2 separate regions of the Homo sapiens genome follow, and region 1 is linked to region 2. A link is a loop called in an ENCODE intact Hi-C map of the cell type or tissue named here. Cell type or tissue: ascending aorta. All regions are shown on one strand. Links, peaks and the distances in the headings refer to the core of each region. The heading gives the core; the rest is flanking DNA.

Region 1 (2,910 bases), core at 235-2,734, 180 kb after region 2:
CAGTCTTTTTCTGATGACTGGTCCTTTCCTTATGTCATCTTAGGGTATAGAAGACTCCATAGACATGGCTGGTGCCCTTCCCAAATCCCCTCAGCCTACCCTGGAAGTGGCCTCTGGAAAGTTCTACATCTCTTCTGCCTGAAGATGTTCCCTGATTGGCAGTGTACTTGGAAGTGCCCAGGAGTTAAGATGCCAAGATAAACCCTCAACCATTAAGAGCCAGCTTCCTTGTCCCTCAGTGGGACAATCACGGGCATATTCCACTGTTCCTCCTCTTAGAGGGTCCCCAGCAGGATTGAGGTCCAGTCGCTCAGGGTCATCTCCCCACTGAGTTGCTTCCTGGGCTCGCCGCTCGACTAAACTGTTTGCACTCAAATCCTTATCTCAGTGTCTGCTGAGATGACACAGGGCCATTATTCCAATCACTGCCTGTGCTGACACAGCAGTGTAGGTGTGGAAGGTGCAAGATTGGACCGATTTTTTCTTTGACCCCAGGATACAGTTCTGGAAGACAGTGGTTTGGGGAAAAAAAAGACATTCCTGAAATATGTGAATTCTGACAGAATAAATCTTTCTCCTAAAAGTTTCAGATGCGTCAGCCTCTATGCTGCAACACTGAAAGAGGAGCGTCTTAAAAGCAGAAGAGTTGAGGGGCAAATTCAGAGGGAGAGGAGCATTGAAAAATGCAATCTTGGCTACCAGACGTTTTGCTGGAGTGAATAACATAGGAAAGTGCTTCTCTGGCTAATGCATTGGTCAGTGTCTTCCGTTTCACGTGGTCTGTGAGCTAGGGAGGCTGTCAGAGACTCTTAGGCTGTGACCAGCTTCCAGGGAGCTTAGGAAACCTGCTTCTGGTGCCTATATAGATCCTGAGTATTTGAACACAGCTGGGACCACTTCAGGCTGTCCCTATTCTCTGATTCATCAATGCAGAGGCAGGGATACTGGAAAGAAGTCTCATCTCCAAGAAAGGAGACCAGAGTGGTCTTCATCATTGCCTGGTTTGCATCCTGCTCATCCTGGGGAGAAAGACTACTGCTCAACCTCTCCCTAGACCCTTCCCAGGGCCCTGGAAGCTGGGTCAACTGGCCAGAAGCAAACCATTCCTGCAGGAGACACCACCCTTAGGGGTAGGAGCTCAGCCAGATGCTTGGCAGCTTCCCAGATTGTAAATATCTCTGCATTTTATAGGAGGCTTCAGACTCCAAATTATAGCGATGAAAAAGGAGAATCTTGAAAGCAGAACAGTTTATACACAGATCCAGATAGAGAGGAAAGGAGAGTCCACCTCTGGACTTGGTTGTCTGGTGAAAGGGAGGCAGACTCGTGAAGAGGTTTCCAGAGATGACGGAAGTATGCAGATGGTAAAGCCATCAGGGAGAGGCAGTGCCGGGATCAGCACAATGGGTGCCCTTGTGCACTGTTTGGGGATTTTTGTGTTTGTATGTTTGCAATCCCTGTCCCCCCTACAACCCCAAGCTGGGATCTGCTAAGAAAAAGAACCTGGCTTGCAGCAGCATTCTTCAGCTCCACTTGAAAGTTTGAAAAACCCCTGGATAGGAAAATAACCTCAGGGAGCCAAGTCTTTCTGCACTTGGCGAAGCCCTAGACCTAAAATACACATATGAACACTTCACTTTGAAAGGCCTGCAGTATTCATATCTGAGTCATCTGAAAACAAATAAAAAGAGACCTAAACAAACAAACCTAATTGTGCACGGAAACACAGCCAGGTTTCCAGCCTGGCTTCTCCTCTGTTTTTATTAGTCAAGAGCCAATATATGAGGCTTTCGTGGCATCCAAAACAAGCAAAAATATTAAAAACAAATTGCCAAGGCTTCTCCCTCTTCCCTCCTTCCTTTATGATGCACTGCACAAGCCAAGTTCTCGACTTTTCTGCATTGGCTTTCGAACCTCTTTCATTTAGTCCTGATAGACAGCTGCCTGCTTACCCGGCTGTCCAGGGGAAACAGCAACCCTGGGTGACGGTGACATCCGTAAACATCAGCACTTACTGGACACTTTGATGAAATTTAAGGAGATGTGTTTCAGGTCTTGAAATGTTATTGTTTTTACCATTAATCAAGGCAACCGGTTTGAGAACTAAGCCTGCCGACCCGAGTTCACTTAGGACAGACCTGCTCATTGCCCTCTGCCAGCATCCTACCAGCTGCCTTTCTTTTCTTCTTCTTATTTATTTCACCATTACATACACATTCCACTGTAACAGGCATCCTTTGCTGTTGCCAAACCATTTTCCTTTCTGGTAATATCATCCTTTTTTTTTTTTTTTAAAGTCCATGTAGTTTGGTTGGAGTCTGCCTTAACCCACCCTGCTTCAGGAGTGTGTGATCAAGGCCTGGCCAATTGGAGGCACCCATATTGGTGTAGGGATGGACACTAAATCCAATTTGGGCTATTGAGATGCAAACCTGGAACTTTTAAAAAGACTTCTGGGAAAGAAGCACACATTCCCCCAGGGATGTGTCTAGCTGGCAGAATGTAAGTCTGGGGCTGCTGGTGGTCATGTTGAACCAGAGATGAGTGAGGGAGAGGGATAAGAACTCATATGACATCATCTGAGCACCTGGATCCAGCCATGACTGAAGACTGATCTATCTTGGACTTTTCTATAATACAAATAAAACCCCCATTTTGTTTAAGCCACTTGTAGTTGAGTTGCTCTATCTTGCAACTGAAAGAGTCCACACACACACACACACACACACACATACACAAGCACCCCTTCAAATGACATGTGTACTTACATTTTTTTGCAACTTCCAACTGGACTACTACTCTTTCTTTTAACTTCTGGGGATTATCTTCTCAAAAGGAAGATTTTTGTTTGCTTGTTTGTTTTCGGTGAAATGCAATTTCAGTGAAATGTCACAGAGAAGTCCAGAAGAT
Region 2 (2,910 bases), core at 231-2,730:
GCTAAAGTTATCACCAAGACTTGTCACACCAAGGGCGAAAAAACACTAAACAAAAATAAATCAATCTTGGCAAATGAAAACCATTGCTTTGAAAGAAAATAATCATTGTAGCCATGATGGAACTGTGTACATTAGAATGTTCGAAATCTTTTCATTTTGGGGAGAAGTGGGAGGCAGTAGTGGCAGTTGGGATTTTCTAGAAGAGAGGTAGTAAAGCTTTTAGTGTTTTCACGTAGACTACCATATTATCCACTTATTTTAGGTATAAGACTATATGCCACATGTTCATCTATGTGTAATTTATAAAAAAAATACGCATATATCATATTTACTCAACTCAACAGACTGAATGGATTACTTATTCTTTGTAACTTGAGTTTCATTTAGAAGTTTTTTTTTTCTTAAAAAATTTTTTTAGGCTGGGTGTGGCGGCTCATGTCTGTAATCCCAGCATTTTGGGAGGATGAAGTGAGCAGATCACTTGAGGTCAGGAGTTTGAAACCAGCCTGGCCAACATGGTGAAACCCTGTCTCTACTAAAAATACAAAAATTAGCCAGGAGTGGTAGTGCATGCCTATAATCCCAGCTACTCAGGAGGCTGAGGCAGGAGAATTGCTTTAACCTGGGAGGTGGAGGTTACAGTGAGCTGAGACTGTACCGCTGCACTCCAGCCTGGGCAATAGAGTAAGACTCTATCTCCAAAAACAAAACAAAAAAAATTTTTTTTAGATGGTGTCTCTCTATGTTGCCCAGGCTGGTCTGGAATCCCCACCTGCCAAGTAGCTAGGATTACAGGCTCATGCCATGCCGCCCAGCTCCCATTTGAAAGTTTGACAACTGCAGCAATGTAGGACTGTGCGGTGGGGCAAGGAGAGGGCAATAAGAAAAGCTAAAAAGGAATCCCACATAGTCAACCCAGGAGCCTGACTCCAGAATTGCAGCTGCTAATCCAGCCTCATGGGCCCTCCATGGTCTGTGTTGGGTTCTTCTACACTGTGCAGAGGGTGAGGCAATGTCCTATACTCCACACTGGCAGCTGGCAGTGAAAGATGGCACAGGGCCGGAGCTGCTCCCACATCTCTTCTCCTTGCTAAAGATAAGTGCACACCTGCCACTGCTTGAGAAAGACAGCCAAGAGCTGTCACTGCATGCCTGTTCTGAGAACCTGTTGGCTGGCCCTCTTCCTGTGCTCCTGGTGGCCAGCGGGAGCCCTGGGCCCTTAACTGAGCCCCTCCCCCATCCTGCAGTCGTAACTCTGCTCCCAGAGGCAGCTCCTTCCAGCCACGTGGCCCCTGGCGCCGAGGCCAGGACCTTGGCACATCCCTTTGGAAAGGTGGCCAACTCCACACTTGCCAGATTCTCACAGTTTTCTGACCGGTGTCTCCAGTGAAATGAGTGCAGGGGGTGAGACTATATTTAGCCCAACTCAGAAAGAATGCTCCAGGGCACACACTAACAGTAATAAAACAAGGCTACTGTTAACCTTTATTGAGCACTTACTGTCTACCATGCTTTATGCTAAGCACTTTGTATGCTGTATTTTACTGAACCCTCATAACCATTTTACGAGAGCAGTGCTATGTTCATGCTAAGAAAACTGAGGCCAGACATCTCATAGCTGGTGGTGTTGGGATTCCCCTCGTGTGTCCCACTGCTGAGCTGTGTCACTTCCAACTTGGACACAACAGTGAGCTTCACCCAGGTCATCTCATCTCAATGTGCTACCCCTCTGCATGGCCACATCTACCAGGCTACCCACGAGTAGTCCCATCCCCAGCGGATGGCTAGAAGGGCCACCCACGCTCATAAGCACATTGTGTAACTGCACAGATGCTTGGGCTGCATAGACCCGTCCCCAAGGACCAGTAAGGCGCCTTCCTCTGCAAATCATTTCCTGAACTCTGACAGCCTTTACTGAGCAGACTCAGTATGTCCTGTCTTCAAAGGCGACACCTCTTTCATTGGTGTGGGGACAACTTCCTCTGCTAGATTCAGCATTTTTTGAGTGCAAAAACTATGTACTCTATTTCTTTCACATTAAAGAAAAAAAATCACTGACTTCAGCCAGGCATGGTGGCTCACACCTGTAATCCCAGTGTTTTGGGAGGCCAAGGCGGAAGGATCACTTGAGCCCAGGAGTTTAAGACCAGCTTAGGCAACATGGTGAGACCCCCCCATCCCTACAAAAAATACAAAAATTAGTCAGGCATGGTGGCACGCACCTGTGGTCCCAGCTACTCGGGAGGCTGAGGCGGGAGGATAGCTTGAGCCTGGGAGGTTGAAGCTGCAGTGAGCTGTGATCACACCACTACACTCCAGCCCCGTGGGAGAGTGAGACCCTGGTCACTTGATCATCTGGCTTCATTTTAAGGCCCAGTGAGTTTAAACAACATAGCTGAGACCATGCAGCAGGACAGAGGTAGCATCAGGACCAGAACCTCAGGTTCCTAACTGTCAGGCACAATAAATTCTGGTCCGGTTGATCTGATGGATGTACTCAGGTAGAGTGAGGCAATGAAGCAATTACTTAAAGGCCAACCTCCGTGGCCCCATTGCTGCTGATCACCTCCTCACTTTGTTGAGATGAAAGCATGTTGGGGGTATGGTGGGTCTGCTGGCAGCTAATGCCTTTATGTGGTGGACCCCACAGGTAGCAGCAGTGGCCAATCATTCTTTCACTCAACAGAGCCTTTGGTCTGAGCCAGTTCCTGTTTAGGAGTGGAGGACAGAGCCATGAACACAATAGAGAGAAGTCCCTTCTCTCACCGAGCTTACTTGTTAGGGGAGGAAGACAGACAGCACAGAGATAAATAAATTTATGACAGATCATGCTAAAGGCCATGAAGAAGAATAAAGCTGGCAAAGGGACAGAGAGATAGGGGTATGGAGACCCTACTGTATGTGGGGTGG

Evidence for each region. Peaks named below come from ENCODE experiments on the same cell type or tissue, not always from the same donor. Only the 100,000 strongest peaks of a DNase experiment are listed, where the experiment ranks them.
Region 1: a loop joins it to region 2, with 2.6 times the contacts of the local background. A loop is called at or near these places in 3 of 110 quality-filtered maps.

What each region holds. Positions count from the first base shown.
Region 1 is chr4:26,021,266-26,024,175 of GRCh38, reverse strand. LOC124900689 (a long non-coding RNA gene) reads right to left here. Exons shown (of 2, transcript XR_007058093.1): 1 at 2,769-2,910. Among named protein-coding and RNA genes, the nearest start is that of LINC02357, 48 kb to the left of the region's middle. In ascending aorta, for the core only: no CTCF peak of the experiment used is centred there; a DNase peak (open chromatin) is centred at 1,715; H3K4me3 peaks cover 830 bases; H3K27ac peaks cover 1,555 bases.
Region 2 is chr4:26,203,400-26,206,309 of GRCh38, reverse strand. All of the region lies in intron 2 of LOC124900690 (a long non-coding RNA gene), which reads left to right. It also overlaps a transcript of RBPJ not described here. Among named protein-coding and RNA genes, the nearest start is that of RBPJ, 120 kb to the left of the region's middle. RefSeq lists enhancers at 1,210-1,711, 1,695-1,784. In ascending aorta, for the core only: no CTCF peak of the experiment used is centred there; a DNase peak (open chromatin) is centred at 1,259; H3K27ac peaks cover 1,099 bases.